2 separate regions of the Mus musculus genome follow, and region 1 is linked to region 2. The links are chromatin loops, found by intact Hi-C in ENCODE. Cell type or tissue: heart. All regions are shown on one strand. Each heading gives the region's core, and the rest is flanking DNA. Links, peaks and the distances in the headings are about the cores only.

Region 1 (8,000 bases), core at 1-8,000, 57 kb before region 2:
CGGGACTGTTTCAGGCTTGAGCCTGTGCAGGTCTTGTGCTTCCTGCCACGGTCTCCGTGAGCTCATATGTACACCAGTCCCATCATGTCTGGAAGACACCGTTTCCTCAGAGCCACCCATCATGCTGGCTCTTAACAATCTCTCTCCCCTTCTCTGTCACACAAACCCTTGAGCCTCCAGGAGAGGATATGACACAGAAATCCCACGCAGGACCGAGTGCTCTGAAGTCTCTTGCTCTCTGCACACTGTCCAGCTATGGTCTCCGTGTTAGTTTCCATCCACTGCAAGAAGGACCTTCTCTGATGAGGGTCGAGCAGGGTGCTACCCTGGATCCCAGTCAGGCGTGGTGGCTGTGGGATTCCTGACAGAGAGAGTCATCCTACAGTGAAGGGGAGTCAGGAATGGCTGAAATGGCAGTGGGAAAAAACTAGGGGGGCCCTGGTTCCACACCTCAAACTGCGATCACGTCCCAAGGGAAAGGAGATGGATTAGGCCAGATGACGGTTCTTAACTTCCAGAACCAGAAGGCGTTGGATCTACTGGTTTTACCTCAGACAATCTGCCCCTGCCCCTTTAAGACTTCAGGTTGTATGCAGGACCATTCCTACTGAATACTGGGTACTGAAGCTGGTCCCTCTCAGATTGCTTGTTCTAGATCCTGCCAGCCTGCCATAGTCTATCAAACCTGGCATATATCTGATGATTTAATCTGTGTGACTGAAATCCCATTGATATAATTGCACATTTACATTCTATCATAAAAAATATAATGTTTTGTTACCTGCTGCTGTGGTATGCATCTGTAACTCCAGCACTTGGGAAGCAGGGGCAGAGTGACCACTTCAAGGCCAGCTTGGGCTGTATGAGATGGTCTCTAAAATCCAAAACCACCCAACCACCTCAAACCCAAAACTGGGCTGAGAGATGACTCTCAGTGGTCAAGTGTAGACTATGTAAACCTATAACCTGAGCCCAGATCCCAGTACTCCCTAAAAGGTCAGGCATGATGGCATGTGACTGTCATAACAGTGCTGGGGGCAGGGAAGGGCAGAGATGGGCTCATTCTGAAGGCTAGCTAGCTAGGCAGTCTAGCTTCATCAGTGAGTGACCCCACCCTCCAAGGCTCAGGGGACATCCCAGAAGAGGGGCAGACAGGATGTAAGAGCTGGAGGATGGAGAGGGGGCTGGCTGTGAAACATTGTCTTCTGCACGTGGCACGACTGTCACTCACAGGGACTTGCACCGGCTCTGGTCACCAGCACAAGACGAAGATGGACAGAAGTGGGCAGAGATGGGACAGATTAAATCCAGGCCCCACCCCTTATGTAGGAGCCTCCGGCAGTTGATAGTTGCTGGGGAGTGCAAATGGTACCATGCTCCAGTGGATGCTTCACACCCAGGACATAGAGCAGCCCCGATGCATTAACTGGGTTGCTGGGGGAAAAGACATGAGGTCCTGAGGGGAATGTGCTGGGTGGCCATGTCGGGTAGGAAGTGTGAAATGGGCACAACCATAGTACATTGTTTACATGTATAAAATTCTCAAGGCAGAAAGAGTAAGGTGGAGAGCAATAGAAGACACCTAATGTCAACTCCTAGCCTCCCAGTGGGGCCATGAGTACACGCCCAGACATGTACACATACATACAATGGGCATTCTCCAAACACACATGCACACACGTGCATACACACACTCACAAGCACATAGGTGTACACACACACATGTGCGCACAGACACACACAGAGACACACAGACACAGACACACAGACAGACACACACAGACAGACACACACACACAGACACACAGAGACACAGACACACACAGAGACACACACACACACACAGACACAGACACACACAGAGACCCAGACACACACAGAGACACAGACACACACACAGACACACACTCACACTGTCCACCTGGCCTCAGCTCTTATTTGATGTTTTGGAGAACTCTTCTATTTAGAAAGAACTTCAAACCCATAAAAGATACTCTAGAGGCTGGAGAGATGGCTCAGCGGTTAGGAGCACTGACTGCTCTTCCAGAGGTCCTGAGTTCAATTCCCAGCAACCACATGGTGGCTCACAACCATCTGTAATGGGATCCTATGTCCTCTTCTGGTGTGTCTGAAGACAGCAACAGTGTACTCACATAAAAAAAGAAAAGAAGAAAAGGAAAGGAGAGAAGAGAAGAGAAGAGAAGAGAAGAGAAGAGAAGAGAAGAGAAGAGAAGACAAGAAAAGACAAGACAAGACAAGAGAAAGATACTCTAGAACCCAGCACTGAGACTCGTTGATAATGTTTGGCCCATCCAGTTTCTCCCTTGCTCCCATCAGGATGCCTCTTCCTTCCCAAATCATCTGAAGCTTTTGCCCCTTAAGTCCTAATGATGACAGTCTTGACTGCACATAATAAATTCAACCCAGTATTTTAGGCCGTACAGTGCAGATTTCAGTCTGGTCAGCTGGAATGTTCTGCACACCACCCAGTGCAGCAAAGGCACACCATTTAGCCGCAGTCAGTCAGCCCTCCCATTCCCGACAGGTTTCATATCTTTAAGTTTCATGTGTGTGTTTTTTATGGCATGGGGATTTTGGGACACAGCTCATCCCTCTTTAATAAATGTAGCTCATAATGGGTTTACTGAAACTTAAGTCTCCTAGGAGTACCGGGTAGAGTAGGGTTCTAAGGACGATGCCCACCTCTCACCAGAGGTCAACGTGTCCCCCCTACTGTGCTTTGAATGGGCATTCTCACTCCCCCTGTCCAGGTGTCGCTGAGAGAAAGTCTGTGGAGAAATGGGCTAGCTCAAGCAAATATCTAGTGACCAATGCCCCCCTCCCCCAACTCTCAGTGAGCATTCAAGGAAGATTTTGCCTGGACAATTTTCCTGTTCAGTTCCTATCTAGTCCTGAAATGTGGAGGGTCTGGAGGGGTTTATTTTCTCCTCATCTTCGGTTCAGGTTGGGTCTCTCCAAGTGCGTCCAGTGTCCCCTGTGACCCGTAGGCAGACCGCGTATGCTGGGCCATGTTAACCAGTCTGCATGTTATTTGCTTCCGGGAGGGTTTCTTTGTCCTTTCTGCCACCTCCACCAGCTCCTCATTTGATGGCATTGCCCTCATGGCTGGTCCATGGCCCCCTCCTGCGTCGTTAACTCTGTGCTTGACTCCGGGGTTGATACCCCAAGACCACAGCGCTGGCAGTGGGGTCCCCAAGCCGCCCCAGCGAGCGGTCCCGGCGCACGCTCCGGGGTGCCAAGTGGGTCAGAGCTTTGGGGGTCTCGGAGCCTCTCGCTGCGGGGACCGAGGACGGTAGCGCTCGAGGACTGTCGCGCAGGTGGCGGCCGGGCGAGGAGGGCGGGGCGGGGCGGGGACGGACGGGGAGGGCCCGGCGCGCGTCGGGCGGTGACGGCAGCGCGAGGGGAGGCGCGAGGCTGGGCCGCGCGGAGCCATGGCGAGAGGCCGCGCTGCGGCGCCCGCGACACGATCCCCGGCCCCGTCCCTGTCCCCGGCCGCGCCCCCACTCGCCACCCCGGGGCCCACTCGGCCCCCGCCCCCGCGCGCCCCCGGCCCGTGACACGCGCGTGAAGAGCCCCGGAGCATCCCGGATCGCCGGGCACCCGCCTACGCTGAGCCTCGCAGTCCCGGGAACGTGAGCCACTGGCGGCCGGGGCCGGGCCGACAACGAATCGGAGCAGCGACACCGGCCCCGGGACCGCGCCCGCCGCCCCCGCGCCTCCTGCGGGTAAGTCGCTCGAGCTCCGGGCCTGCGGCTGGGGAGGGCCCCCGGCTCAGCTGCTCCCCGGTGGCACCTGCAGGATCCGGGACACCCGGAAAGGTGCCCTAAGGGCACCGTGTCCCGCCGCGCCGCATGTACTCCAGTTCTGGGCCCCGGCAGCCTCGGTGACAGTCTGGCGACCTTCAGAGAGCCCGGGGCCGGAGCGCGCGCAGCACCCACATTCCCACTCGCCGCCCGAACTTCATGTAAATGACGTCGTGCGCCTAGGGACCCCCCCTTTCTATCCTTGAGAGTGAAGGAGTTCACTTTGGGTCACTTCTTTTACTTCTGTTGTACAATTCTGTGTCGTCTCCAAGGTCAGCCTCTTGAGGGTAAAAAGCAAATGTCAGGACAAACAAAATTTTCGGTTTTGTTAAGGGAAGATTTTTTTAAGTTCCCTGGCGCTCCCCCAGCAAAGCCTCAGCCTTAGAAGCAGTTGCCTGTGCTTGCTCAGACAGACTTTTTACTGCCCACTTTGAGCAGAAGAATGGATGCTGAGGCCTCTGGGGGTTTTTTCTTGTTGTTTCCCGATTTGCTTCGCAAACTTTGAAACTCTGTGTAAGGTTGACCGTACTGTCTGTAGAGGGTAGCCAGGATACATGTTCTTTTCCTGCATGGTTTTCTAGTCTTGGGAAGGTGGAAGGAAGCCATAAGGAAACAGACTAGGCACAGGGTCCTTTCCAATTTCTAACTACCAGAACGGTCAAGAGGGAGGAGGGCAGCTTGAGCTCTGAGCAGCCTCCAGCGCCCCTGTGTATGTGTGTATGTGTTTGTGTGTGAGCCCGCGCGCGCATGGGTGCAGTGGGGCGGTCTCCCTGTTGGGGTGGAGATGACAGGTGGAGGTGGACCTGGGCGACAGACAGCTGCCTTCCCCTTTGGTCTCTCACTAAAGGCTGCAGCCTCTGTGACCTCTGACTCCAGCTTGCTCACAGAGAAGCCCAGGCCAAGTGGAGAAACAGCTGCAGATCAGAGCTGGGCCCAGGGGGATGCTAAACTGACTTTCAACGCTCAGGTGGAGGCATAGCAGGTTTGCCAAGGGTTTGCCAAGGGCTGGGTTGCCGTTGGCCGCTTGGCAAGGCACCAGGTCCATTTCCTGTTTGATGCCCCTGGGACGGTTGGGGTCTGATTTCCTGCGCAGAGCTGAGCTCCACCCTCCTGAGGTAAGGACGCTGGTCTTGGAGTGGAAAAGATGAGATTCACAGCCTCTGCAGACTGTGTGACCTTGCCCCTACCTTAGCCAGTCTTACCTGCCTGTCCCATGTATCCTGGTCCCTCAAACTCAACTGGACCAATGGAAGGAATACAGAGTTAGTGGTTTTGTTTGTTAGTTTGTTTGCTATGAAAGTTTATAGGTCAATGGAGGGCTCTCAGGTCTGACTGAGCTTGTAGTGTTGTAACTTTTGAAAAGTCCTGGTGGGAATAATTAAGACATATTATGGTAATGATAACTTTTATAGGTTTATAGTCTGTGTCAAGTCAGGTTTTGACAGTGACATGGCTCATGATTCACAGTGAAAGGGGTTTCAAACTTTCAGTTTCCAAATGGCTGCCTCTGTTTGTCGGTGAGCCGTTGAATGAAGACTTCTTTCTCACCAGTCTGAGGCTGCCTCTGGTCTTGCACACCCGGCATCCTCTTCGTTGCTGGATGGTTCTGGCACAAGCCACCTGCGCTCCCCGACCTTGACCTCCAGCTCCCAGGTGCAGAGCAGGCCTCCTGCTCCTCTAGGCTTGGGCACTTTATAAAGGCCTAATTGTTGAGTTACTCCAGGCATCTGATAAGACAGTGGGTGAGCGGGCAGGTTCCGTAAGGGAGGCTTGGATGGTGAGGCACTCTTTTAAACTCACTATAGGTTGTAGACACACAATCAGACCTTTTTCGTTTTCTCTTATTACCGTGTGTATGACAATGTCTAGAGGTCAGAGGTCAACTCCACAGAGTGGTGAGTCTTCCCTCTCACCTTCTTGAGGGCTCCCCAGATGGAGCCCTCCACACACAGGCCTTTGAAGCACTTTTGGTCTCTGCCCTACAAGCTTGACAAACTCGAGGACATTGCAGTGGCCGGCGTCTCCAGGCTGAGCCTATGCCCCATGTGTTTGAAAACGGAGGGACAAAGGATGCTCTTTTTCAGAGATATTAGAAGACCCGTCTCCACGGGAAGGGCCGCAGGGATCGTCAACTTCACTTTGCCGTCTGGGGTTAAGTCTGCCGGGTGGGATGAATGAGTGTCCTGGCTCCGCCTCTGTCTTCTTTCTTTCTGAACAATGATCCTCGATCCAGCTTGCCCTCTTGGGGGGTGGGTATCCAAGTGGGGGTCGCTTTCAGTCTTGAAAAGGTCCGTCTAAGCATGTGGTGTACGTGAGCGCCAGCACGTTTATCTGAAGGTCTAGGCCGGACTTTGCTTTCTCTGAATGGCTGTGTGGCACCGCTGATGGGGAAGCTTGCTTACTTAGAGCGCTGCGGCTAGTGCACCAGAGACCAGGTGAGATGGTGTGTGGGCATCTCAGAATCCTTGTCCAGGCTTTGGGCCAGCCGGAAAGCTCCCAGGCCACCTGTTCCAAAGGCCTCATCGTTCTAAGAACTTTACAAGGTGCAGCTTTCTGACTGCTGGGGGCAGTGGCTTCTCAGGTGGCTGCTGGCTATAAACAGTGTCACACTGCAAAGTGGCTTATCTTGATGCTTCTAATTCATTCCTGTGGCCTTCAAGGCTCAAGAAGTTGGCAGAGGGTCTGGGAGCTTAGCCGTGGCCTCTGATGCTTTTCTGAGTTAATGATTACTGTGATGAAGACCAGAAAATAGAATTCAGGGTTTTTTTTTTTTTTTTTTTTTTTTTTTTTTTTTTTTTTGGTGGGTCTGAGGGGTAGGGAGGGTCTTGTGCAGTCCAGGCTGACAGCAGACTTGCTATGGAGCCAAGGTTAATCTTGAACTCCTAATCCCTCTGCCTCCACCTCCCAAGGGCTGGGATACAGGCATATGCCAGCACACTGTGTGGATTTGTCCTGCTTGCTATTTGAGAATGTCATTATGTTGCTCTAAGCTAGTTGTCACTCCTGGACTCAAGGTGCTCCAGCCTCAGCCTCCCCGCTGCAGGGACCACAGGCCAGAGCCACTGCACCCAGCCAGGACTCTTCTTGCTTTGAAGTAAAGGTACTTTAACATCTGAATTGAGAAGGGCTTACAGAAAATGCATCCTGCCTTCCCCAACACCTGAAAGCTGTGCCCTGGAGGCTCAGGCATTTGCACACTGGTTCCCAGGTGGTGGTGCTGTTTGGGGAAGTTTACTCAGTGAGGCCTTGCAGGAGGAAATGTGTCACTAGGGGTGGGCTCTGTGTCCCACTTCATCCGGTTCCTTCCCTGTTTTGTGCTTACGGTTGAAAACGTGGCCTCTCGGGGTCCCCATCTCCCACCATGCTTGCCCTTCCCCACTCACCTCCCCGTCAGGGATGGGATTCTTAGCCTCCTGTGTGTCAGTCTTCCTTCCTACGTTGACCCTGGAGAGTGATGCATGCACACTCCCAGCCTGAGAGGCCCAGAGGCGGCTCATTTCCAGGCCGTCCTCGGGCTCTAGATGTCTGGCGCATCAGGACATTCAAGAGCAGAAGAGAGTTCACCAGAGAGAGTGTTGTGCCAAGCCGGAAGTGGACACTGTGAATAACTAGGGATGTCAGAGTAGCCACCACAATATAAATGACCTGGATTGCCGAGTTAGACCGTGCTGCGTGTGTCCGGGAGACTGTAAACCAACCTTTCCCCCTGCTCAGTCTTGGCTTCTCTCTGTCTCTCTGCTTCCTCTCATCTTCTCTCTCCTTCTCCTTCTCGTCTTTCTTAAGAATCAGGGATGAGTAGATGGCTGAGATCAGTAAAGTGCGACTCGTGCTTCATCCACGCGTGGTGGCCTCAGATGATCATTCTGGGTCATCTGGGTCATTTTGGGTCACCTGGGTCATTCTGGCACTGAGGCAGGATAGATAAATGGATCCCTGGGGCTCTCTGGCCAATCAGTTCAGCTCAGTTGTTGAGCTCCACACTAGTGAGAGACCCTTGTGTCAAGACGCGAGGCAGACAGTTTCTAAGGAATGACCCTTGAGGTCGTCATCTGGCCTCCATATGCACACGCATGTACCCACGTGAACACACATATGCACATCATCCATACACTAACATTAAAAAAAAAAAAGAGAGAGAGAGTCAGTTGGAGATAGCCCCGAATGTGAGAACTGTAC
Region 2 (10,342 bases), core at 1,311-9,310:
ATGGTCGAAAGGTTAAGAATGTTTTCTGCCTTTTTTTTTTTTTTTTTTGGTTTTTCGAGACAGGGTTTCTCTGTGTAGCCCTTGCTGTTCTGGAACTCACTCTGTAGACCAGGCTGGCCTTGAACTCAGAAATCCACCTGCCTCTGCCTCCCAAGTGCTGGGATTGAAAGCATGCACCACTAGGTCCAAAGTTTTCTGCCTTTTTATTTATTAACATATCTCATTCTGCTTCTTAGTATCTTAATTTGGTAGTAACATGCAGAATTTAATTTTTTCATGTATCTTCTACCTGGCTATTGTTCACGGACATTAAAGGACCTTGCCATCTGTGCTACTTTGTTTTATCTCTGTGTTTCCAGGTCCGTGGTTGTATCTGTGGATTGTTACTACTACTACTTCCTCCTCCTTCTCCTCTTCTTCTTCTGTCTTGTTTTTCGTTTCTTGAGACATGTTTTCATGTAGCCCAAGCTGGCCCCTGCTCTTTAGCGGAGGATGACCTTGAACTCTTGATCTTCCTGCCCCCCACCTCTCTAGTCCTGGGATGGTAGGTGTGCGCCACCAAGTCCAGTTGTTCCAGTGCTGGACATTGAACCCAGAGCCTCAGGGCTGGGCTACTGCTCTGCCACAGAGCTGCATCCCAAGCCCTAAGTTCTTCATCTTCAACATTTAGCATTTCATGGAGGTGTGGGGGTAGAGCATCTGGGTTTGTAAAAACTGAGCAGCTGAGTGTGGCTGCAGTTTCTCTGAGCAGGGGTCAGAGTGGGCGGCTCCCTGTCTGATGTCTGGGGAGTGCTTGTGCCAGGAGCACTCTTGCCTAGGGATGACTAAGTCCTCCCTGCTCAGCATCCCTCCTTTCCATTGAAACATTGTTTCTCCCTGCCGTTTTTTTTTTTTTTTTTTTTTTTTTTTTTTCCTAGCTCACCATAGTCTGTTCTGTGCTGGCTCAGACTGCACACCCCAAGGCAATCACGCTGTCCTGGAAGTGTGTGATTGAGGCCAGAGGGCCACTGTTTACTGTGTGGGTCTGAGCTGTTGGTCCCTAGCCCTGCTGCTCATCTCAGTAAGAAAGTAATTTCTTCCTGGGGACTGAGCTGAGCCTGGTGCCTCCTTTGCCCTTGGAAGCCTCAGTCTTTGCCTGTTTCCTGGGTTTTCCTGTGCCGAGGTTCAGGGTTTCTGAATGGTCCCAAGCTCTGCTTTAGATAAAATGCTGAAAGTGGCTGAAAAACCCGAAGCTGCTGGCTCGCCTTCTTCCAGGACACCTTTGATGGGGGCTCTCGAATGTTCCTCCTTTGCCATCAGGCAGGATCAAGTCCAGAATCTGTTCCTGCAATCCACGGAGAAGGCTTCCTGGCTTCTCCAGGGGCTTCATTTAGAGCTAGTAGATCAGGAAGATAATTATCTCCACACCCAACCACCACACACTCACCAGGGGAACTTTTGTGTGGTGTTTGCCTATAAATCAGAGAGGTAAGGGGTCTGTGTGCTCAGCGGGGGAGGCGTAGTTTACTGGGTGTCCACTGTCTGTGGGAAGGTGGTGTAGCTACGTTGGGTTGCTTCCTCTCTCTGTATCCGACACTGAAGTCATAGCTGAGGGCAACTTGTGTTTCCATAGCTGTGGAATCTGTTTTGAAAAACACCAGGCTGGGATTCCACTGTAGTTCAGGCACATTGAGGGCCAATGTGCAAATAGATATGAGTTTTAAAACAAACTCGCAGTCCCTTTGGGATAGCTATGTGGGGGACTCTCCCTCCCTCCCTCTCTCCCTCCTGTTTTCAAGTCTTGAATTGTGTAGAATTCTGTGAGGAGTTGAGTGTGGAGGTAGCAAGCCTGTTACTCAGGAAGCCCCTCGGACATTTCCTGCTGTGACAATGTATGCACCATTGATTGCTGGGATTGTAATTGACCTGTCACACTCTGGTAAGGCAGGGAGGCCAGGGTGTCTCTTTTTCCACAGGGGCAGGCATAAGGATGAATCACTGAAGTTGTTCTATAAACATTGAGTTTACTGTGTTCTAAGCTCTGAGGGTCCAATGGCGACCTAATCGGATGGAAGCGAGCCTTATATAACCCACTCTTAGCTGTTTCATACAGAGCTCTCTGAAGTCTGTAGTCCCTGATTTTAGGAAAATGCCCATTAAAATATCATGGTCTGTTTTCCCCTCAGGTTCTGTTTTCCCTCTGCCTTGTGAGGGTTTTATCTCTGGGGTAACTGCAAAGCTGTCATTTATGGAGCACCTACTGTATACTTATCTCACTTAGTCCTCGTAGCGCCCCCTACTGTTTGGCATCATTACTGCTCCTTGCTTTGTCGAGAGGAACTAGGTTCAGTGGCTTCCCTGGGATTAGTGCTTAGCACTGAGAGGAAACACCTTGGGAAATTAGTGTGCGTCCCGTGCCCTCGGAGAGGAGCCCTGCTCACGGCCAGGTTGTTGGGATGGTGTGGGTGTAGACAAGTCAGGTGACTCAGCAGGAGAGAGGAATGGGCTGAAGTGTGGGGTTGGAAGCTGCCAATAATAAGGAAGGGTCACAGAGGCCGCCGCGTGGGGCTCTGTGGGCGGGGATAGTGGTGATGTAACTCTGCCTGGCAGATGGTGAGTTACACCATTTAGGTTTTACTAAGTGTTAGTTCTTTGAGATTTTCATGCAGCCTGTTGTGATCACAGTGACCCTTCCTAGCCCACCCAACTTGATGCTTTTTTTATAAAAACCTTCAAGATTACTTTGTGCTACCCAACCAGCTGAGGTGTGTGGTCTTCCATTGGGCACATAGTCAACTTAACAAGAGCGAAACAATTAGAGAAACCTATCCCCCCCAACTCCCAGCAGCTAGCAGTTGCTAATAGCTCTGTGGCTAAGGGGTGGGATCATGTGCCCGACTCCCCTCTCCGTGCTGGGATGTTGTCCGGCTTGGACTTGTGTAGGTTTGTACATGTTTCTTCCACTGCCGTGAGCTCACAAGTCCATTTGCATGCCGTATCCGGAGACTGACTTGTAGCCACACTGCTTTTGGCTGGCACATTCTTCCAGCTCCCCAGCGACCCTACGCCTTGGATACTGGGGTATGTGTGCCATATATGTGTTCTCTTAGGGCTGAGCTCTCAACAGTCTCTTATTCTCTGGGTAGTTGTGTCCCTGTGTTAATCCCTGCCTGCTGCAGATAGAAGCATCTCAGATGAGGGTTGAGAGAGGCTCTGACCTGGTGGTGCGTGTGGCGAAGTTCTGCATCTTCTAATGCAGATAGACACACCATGCCCTGCAATGGGTTGTGAGCTGTGATTTCACACTGAGCCCGTGTTTGACATCTGTTCTTGGTGACCCAGTTTCTCTGTGTTGCTATCGTAAGGCACAGGAATGAGGGGGACAAGTTGTGTTGTGTGGCCCGACTGTGTCTTATTTAATTGACATCTGTAATAGATAACAGGTTTCTCTGTCTTCATATGTGCTTCGAGGAAAGTTAGGTCTTAGAACGAACTTCTGCTTTTCCTTAGAGAACAACTAGCTGTGGAATTACTTTTAAATTTTGTAAGACTTATTTTATGTATATGAGTGCTTTGTTTGTATGTATGTATGTATGTATGTATGTGTGTTTGTATATTGTGTGTGTGCATGTGTGCATATGCATGTGTGCATGTGATGGCCTTGGAGATCAGAAGAGGGTCTCTTCACTGAGACTGGAGTTACAGGCAGTCACCTTTGTCTTAGTTAGGGTTTTACTGCTGTGAACAGACATCATGACCAAGGCTACTCTTTGGACAATGTTTAATTGGGGCTGGCTTACAGGTTCAGAGGTTCAGTCCATTATCATCAAGGTGGGAACATGACAGCATCCAGGCAGGCATGGAGTAGGAGGAGCTGAGAGTTCTACATCTTCATCTGAAGGCTGCTAGCAGAATACTGTCTTCCAGGCAGTTTAAATGAGGGTCTTAAAGTCCACACCCACAGTGACACACCTACTCCAACAAAAAAGGCCACACCTACTCCAATGGGGATACACCTTCTAATAGTACCACTCCCTGGACTGAACTTATACAAACTATCACACCCAGGTTCTCTGGAAGAGCAGCCAGTGCTCTTAACTGATGGAACTCTCTCTCTATCCCTTTGGGATTGCTTTGATCTAAGTTCCTGAACATCACTGAAGTGAGCAGCACAGGTCAGTTAGGAATGGAAAGATGCCAGGGTGACGGTTCTGATTATCATTGCCATTTTCCCGGTAACCTAAAGCCTGCTTGCTTATTTATTTATTTTCTTGTGTGTGCATCTATGTGTGGAGGGAGCATGCAGAGCATGTGACATGTGTGGAGCTCATAGACCAACTCGTGGGACTTGCTTCTCTTCTCCAATATAGTCCCAGGCCATGAGGCTCTGCCACAGGTCCTCTGTGAGCTGAGCCGTCTTGCCAGCCTATATAATTTTTCCTGGTAACTTCTGTCGTTGAATCAGCTTTAGCAACGTTTTATACTGTTTGCCTTTAGCTTTTGGGTGTGAGAAGATCATAATTTCCTTGCACGTGCTCACTTGAGAAAGCTGTTTTCCTCGTACAGTGGTTCTTTTTGTTGTCCCAGCATGTTCTGAAAAGCTAAGATCCTACACACACTGTAAGGAGGAATGAGATACTTGACGTTTCCTGGATACACCTCAGGCTATGGTTTTATTAGTGATTTTAAAAAAATTTACTAAGCACACATGCACACTTTTGTAGTACACATGTGCTGGTGCGCATGTGTGTGTCTTTGTGTGTAGTACACTCAGGACAACTTGGAGGAATCTCTTCTCTCCTTCTACCATATGGGTTCAAGGGATTGAACTCAGGTCTTCAGGCTTGGCAGCAAGCTCCTTTATCTGCCGAACCCTCTTGCCCTCCCTGGGCTATAGAACTTATGACTTCAAACCTCAGTTTTTCCCCCTACAGCCAATGGGAAGAGAATGAATGGGCTTGCCATCCTCTGGCTGCTGTGAATTAATTAGGGTTGGCAGTGCCCCCACCTGGCAGAACCCAGTCATGACATGATGCATGCAGCCTGTATGCCCTTTTTTGTTGGTAGGGCCCTTGTGTTGTTGTTGTTGTTGATAGTTTGAGTACATTAAAGGCTGCACCATGGACATCTGCTCCTACCCTCTCCTAGCCCCACCCCATGATCCTAGGTGTCCACCCTTTGGAGTTGATTCTTTTGTCCTGGGACTTGAGGCTAAGTAGCCACTGGGTGTGGTTGATGATTAACTTTAGGCCCATATTCAGAGGGCCGATGTGACACCCCCTCCCTGCCATGCCAGCCTCCCGTAGATCTTGGCCTGCATCCTCCCCAGGGATGCAGTGTCCCTTCCAAAAAATGATTCCTACTAGGTAGACTGCAGTATTCCGCAGCCCAGGTCCCTGAGCCCTTCTTGGGCAGAACTTTTGTTTTCAAGGTAAGGGCTTTCCAGCCTAGCATCTCAGGAATTCCATGAGCACTTTGCAGGGATCTGTGGACGAGGTAGTCATTCTTGCCATCTCCCTCCCAGCTCTGGCCAGCCTCCAGGTTCCTCCTCCAATCCTGGGATGTGAAGGGTTTAGGATGTGGCTTTCTGTACGCAGCTTGCAGTTGGGCCTGGCATAGTATCACTTTGCTGGGCCTTGTAAACCTCCTCCCTCCTGCTGCCTGCCAGGCTGGCCTTGTGCCCCTCGATTGGCAGGATTAAATGTCTGACGGCTACTCTTGTCCCCCACAGTGCCACCTTGCAAGAGAAGCCCCTCTGTGGGGTCCCCGAATGTAGTCTCTGCTGCCTGTGCCAGTCTGTGAGTGCTGACTCTTGGCGGTCAATGGCCAAAGTTTGAATCTCCTGCCTAGCTTCTAGGGGTCAGTGACACATGTCTGTCCTGGGCCAGGCACGCTTGCCTCACTAACCTTGCTAGGTGTTGGAAGGCTTGTGAAGGTTCCACTGCAGAAGAAAGAGGAGAAGCTGGCTGCCTCAGGCTCTGTGGCTGGATGGCCTCCCTGCAGGAGAGGGAGCTATTTATGGTGCTTTAAAAAATCTGCTGCTACAGCTAAAAGAGGGTTGGGACTGTTACGTAAGGCTGAGCTGCTCTGGGTCTGGTCTCATTTTCTCCCTAATTCTAGGAGACAGAGTCGAGGCTGGGCTGCCTCTCAGCTGCAACAGAATTATTCTTGGACATGGGGGTTGGTCATGTGACAGCGCCTCTCATTCATGAAACCTTGATGCATCAGTGGATCAGCCTTCCTTACTTTGCGGGCCTGTCCGGTGTCACCGTGTGTGTTGGGGACATTGCTTCTTTGCTACAGAAGGATCTAAAGGGGTCTGGCCTGGGTTGGATTGGGCCACAGTCATTCCTTTGTTATTCTTGAGTTTGGGGAACTTTCTTTTTATTTATTTGTTTGTTTGTTTGTTTGTTTGTTTGTTTTTTATTTATATTAGTATACTGCAGCTCTCTTCAGACACACCAGAAGAGGGCATTGGATCTCATTACAGATGGTTGTGAGCCACCATGTGGTTGTGGGAATTGAACTCAGGACCTCTGGCAGAGCAGTCAGCGCTCTTAACCATTGAGCCATCTCTTCAGCCCAGAACTTTCTTTAAGTGATGTTGGTTGTGTTATTATTGGGGGAGGTAGGCTCTCCAGAGCTAGAAGAAGGCATGGCTTTAAGGTGGCACTAAGGGCTGGGGAGGTGACCCAGCCAGCAAAGTGCATGCCATACACACTTGAGGACCAGAGTTTGATCACCAGAAACCAGGTACAAAAGCTGGGTATATATGGTGGCATGGTATTCCAGTCCCAACCCAGGGAGACGGAGACAGTAGACAGTGGGGCGGCCAGCCAGCCGCACCACAAGCTCCAAGTCGGTGAAAGAGACTCCATGTCAAGGAGGCAGGTGGCATTTCTCAGGACGACACCCAGAATTGACCCCTGACCTCCACATGTATGCACACATGTGTTTCTACACAAAACCATGTACACACACATGCATAATTTAAAAATAACTGCTTCGAGGTGCTGGGGAGCCCAGTAGTGTTCTCTGATTGTCATGAGGCCCTGAGTTCAGATTCACAGAGCCCATGTGAGAGCCAGCCACAGATGGATTCCTGGCAGTCTCTGGCTACCCAGTCTAGCTGCAATGATGAGCTCTAAGTTCAGCAAGAGACCTTTCCTGTCCCTTCACAGGAGATAAATAAATGGCATTGAGCCTGGTGTGGTGGTGTAGGCCTGCCACCTCAGCACTCGGAGGGCTGAGACAAGGGGATTATGGATTCCAGGCCAGCCAGAGCCTGGAATCTCTGGTGTAAGGGTGGGGCAAGGCACTCAGGACAGCTGCTGCGCGTGGCTGTCTGTCCCTGTGCAAGGCTGTCCTGAAGTCCTCCTAGCAGAACCTGTAACAGTGTCCACCTGACCTCTGCTGTCCTCCTTTGTTCCTTCAAGGGACCCAGGGACCCTCACAACAGTCATAAGAAGTCACAACAGCTCCAGGAACGGTTACTGAAACTGTCATCTCCATTTCTGTGCCTCGGTTACCATGATGATGCTTCAACCTTCTTTCTCTCCCTTCCTCTCTCCCTCGCATCCCTGCTTCTGTGTGTGTATGGTGGGGGTTGGGGAACAGAGGACCAGGACTCTGGCAATGGTGGGCAAGTCCTCTACCTACTGAGCTAGATCAGTAGCTCTGTTCTCTAGGTAGAGCTTTGCTGTGTGTGACCCAAGCCGGGCTCCAGTTTATCCTCCTGCTTCCGTTCTCTAGGTGCTGGGATTACAGGACAGGCCTGCAGCAGGGCACCCGCCAGCCACGTTGACGTTCAGAGGGTGTCATCTGATGTGGGGGTCCTCACAACTTGGTTACAGGATGCCCCGCCAAGGTGCTGTTAACCTTGGTGGTGTCTGCACAGGCTGACGTTTCCTGAAGAGAAACTCTTGTTAGCCCCCCACCTGCAGTGACTCAGGATGAACCGTGAATGCACCCCTGAATTCCCCACGCCTTTCTACACCCTCTCATCAAGAGGATGGTTCTATCCTGGAGTGACCCTGGAGTGAATCTTGGGTAGCGCGAGCGGCTTGTTGGTTGTTGACTTCTTGGCCACGGTGCTCTTTACCCCACCTGGCTGAAACTCATCTCCTGTTCCACTGTTCAGTGTTGGCATGCAGCTCCCACTAGCCACTTGTTATAGAGCCAGTGGACTCATGGGAGTGACAGGAAGGGCATCGAAGGTCAGAGAGCGCTAAGATGGGGAGTTTTGGGAGGCTTTGGCTACTGGAGCCCCACATCTCTGCTGACTGGACAGGTGTAGGCCCGTGTGTCTTCATGGAGTTCCTTTGATTCTGCTATGGTGGGAATGCCATCTTATAGATCCAGGGTGGAGGGAATGGTTTGTCGTGAGTGGCCACATGGTGTGCCTGACTCTCCTTAAGTCCAGCACCACTCACCCTGAGCAGTAACATATCTGGAGCCATTCAAGCAAGGCTATGCTTCTGGCCAGGTTGTTTGGCTTCCCTGAGCCCAGATTCTCCCGAGGAAAGCAGATGCTAATGCTGCTCGCTTCGTGTAAGTTACGAGCCTTAAACAAGGCCACACCTTCCATTCCGGGCAGTAGCTCAGCTTCCAGTCCTGGCCGTGCCAGGGTTGCCTGGACTTTAAAATAGTACAAGTTAGCCTCAGCACCTTCTGAGCAGCTGACAGTAACAGTGGCAACCGAAGGTTTGTCATGGTGGAGAGGGAGGCACCAGCACCCCACACAGTCCCTTTGTCAGCTGCAGACACAGCCAGCATTGCTGCTGGAGGCCCCAAGAGTCCAGTACCCCCAGGGACATCCGCTGAGATAAAGTCAGGTTCCTGGCTACTTAGCAGAAAGGAATCTGAGCATGAATCAGGGTGAAGCAAGTGAAGGAATCAGAGAGAACATACGCTTCAAGGGAAAAATGAAATGGGATGGGGGGGGGGGAGGAGAAGGGGAAGGGAGGGGGAGGGGAGGGGGGAGGGAGGGAGATGGGAGCAATGTGCTTAGGAAAAGCATGCCTTTATAATTCATATATATATATATATATATATATATATATATATATATACACACACACCTTTATGTGTGTGTATGTGTGAATGAATATATACATATATATACATAGCTGTAAACTTCCCAAGAAAGCTACACCTAGGTGTCTTTACATTTTGTGTGTGTGTGTATGTGTGTGTGTTTATGTTATTCAAAGGATTCAGTTTACAACGAGGTTTAAAGATGAAGCCAAGTATGAAAAGTATGTAAAACCTCTATGAACTGGCTTACTTCCCTTAAAAGCCTCCAGTTGTAACTGGAACTGTAAGGTGGTCTTAGGGAGCATGTTGTTTAGATTCAGGGTGACAGGAGGGCAAACAAAGGTCACAGACACACCATGGCCCAAAGTCAGCACAGCTTGTTCATTTCAGTGTCCCTGTCTGAGGTGTCTTTAGGGAGACACATGTTATCGCTGGTGATTTTGGCCTTTTCGGCTGACTGTGCTGAGGTTTCCTGGCCTAGCCTGCAGGAAGGGTGACCTAGATCCCAGGGTGAAGGACTGTTCCTCTACCCTTGTCCCTCCATTTCCCCTGTCATGATCCTGCCTCATCCCAGGCATATGCATATCCCATATGGAACCAGGGCTTCCAGTGACTGCCCTCCATGCCCAGCCTGAAGACTGGCTGGCCTTCTTAGGAGCTTGTTCCTAAACTAGAAAGGAGAACACAGGCTCTGTGTGTTCAGCCTCTTGTGCTTATGCCCAGGCGACTCTGGGCCTTTCCACACTCTCAGATTGGGACCACCTCCTGTCCTTATGCCCATGGCTTCACAAATGCAGGTGGCACCCCTACATTGTAGAGACCCCTGAGAAGCCCAGGGCTCCAGCCAGGAGGTGGTAGCTGAGGGGAGACTTCACCCCAGTGAAGGTTAGGAGGGAAATGGACAGAAAACACAGGAAACAGATATTGGCTACAAAAACATAAGAGGTTTTTTTTCTGTCCTGGCAGTGGTGGCAACACCTTTAATCCCAGCACTTGGGAGGCAGAGGTAGGTGGATTTCTGAGTTCGAGGCCAGCTTGATCTACAGAGTGAGTTCCAGGACAGCCAGGGATACACAGAGAAACCCTGTCTTGAAAAAGAAAAAAACGAAACAAAAAAAAGAGGTTTCTCTGAGGTAAAGTTTGGAGTTGAGGGAGCAGAAACCAGAGAAATGGAGAAATCCATTGTATGATATTCTAGAACAGAAAGGGACATTTGTGCCTTTGCGCCTTCACCCCCTGGGGTGTGCACCCCCCCCCCCCCGTGTGTGTGTGTGTGTGTGTGTGTGTGTGTGTGTGTGTGTGTGTGTGTGCTCTTCCCCCTGGTGTG

The links. A loop is a pair of places that touch in the nucleus more often than their neighbours do. Peaks named below come from ENCODE experiments on the same cell type or tissue, not always from the same donor. Only the 100,000 strongest peaks of a DNase experiment are listed, where the experiment ranks them.
Region 1: it touches region 2 in a loop (4-fold over the local background); 30 of 42 quality-filtered maps call a loop at or near these places.

Annotation. Positions count from the first base shown.
Region 1 is chr9:121,294,088-121,302,087 of GRCm38, forward strand. It overlaps a transcript of Trak1 not described here. Among named protein-coding and RNA genes, the nearest start is that of Gm34655, 20 kb to the left of the region's middle. In heart, for the core only: CTCF peaks have their summits at 6,356 and 7,032; DNase peaks (open chromatin) are centred at 3,554, 4,764, 7,044, 7,234 and 4 weaker places; H3K4me3 peaks cover 3,244 bases; H3K27ac peaks cover 3,096 bases; H3K27me3 peaks cover 457 bases.
Region 2 is chr9:121,349,996-121,360,337 of GRCm38, forward strand. It overlaps a transcript of Trak1 not described here. Among named protein-coding and RNA genes, the nearest start is that of Trak1, 12 kb to the right of the region's middle. In heart, for the core only: CTCF peaks have their summits at 2,266 (motif pointing left), 4,995 (motif pointing left) and 5,969; DNase peaks (open chromatin) are centred at 2,436, 5,966, 8,086, 8,656 and 5 weaker places; H3K27ac peaks cover 4,209 bases.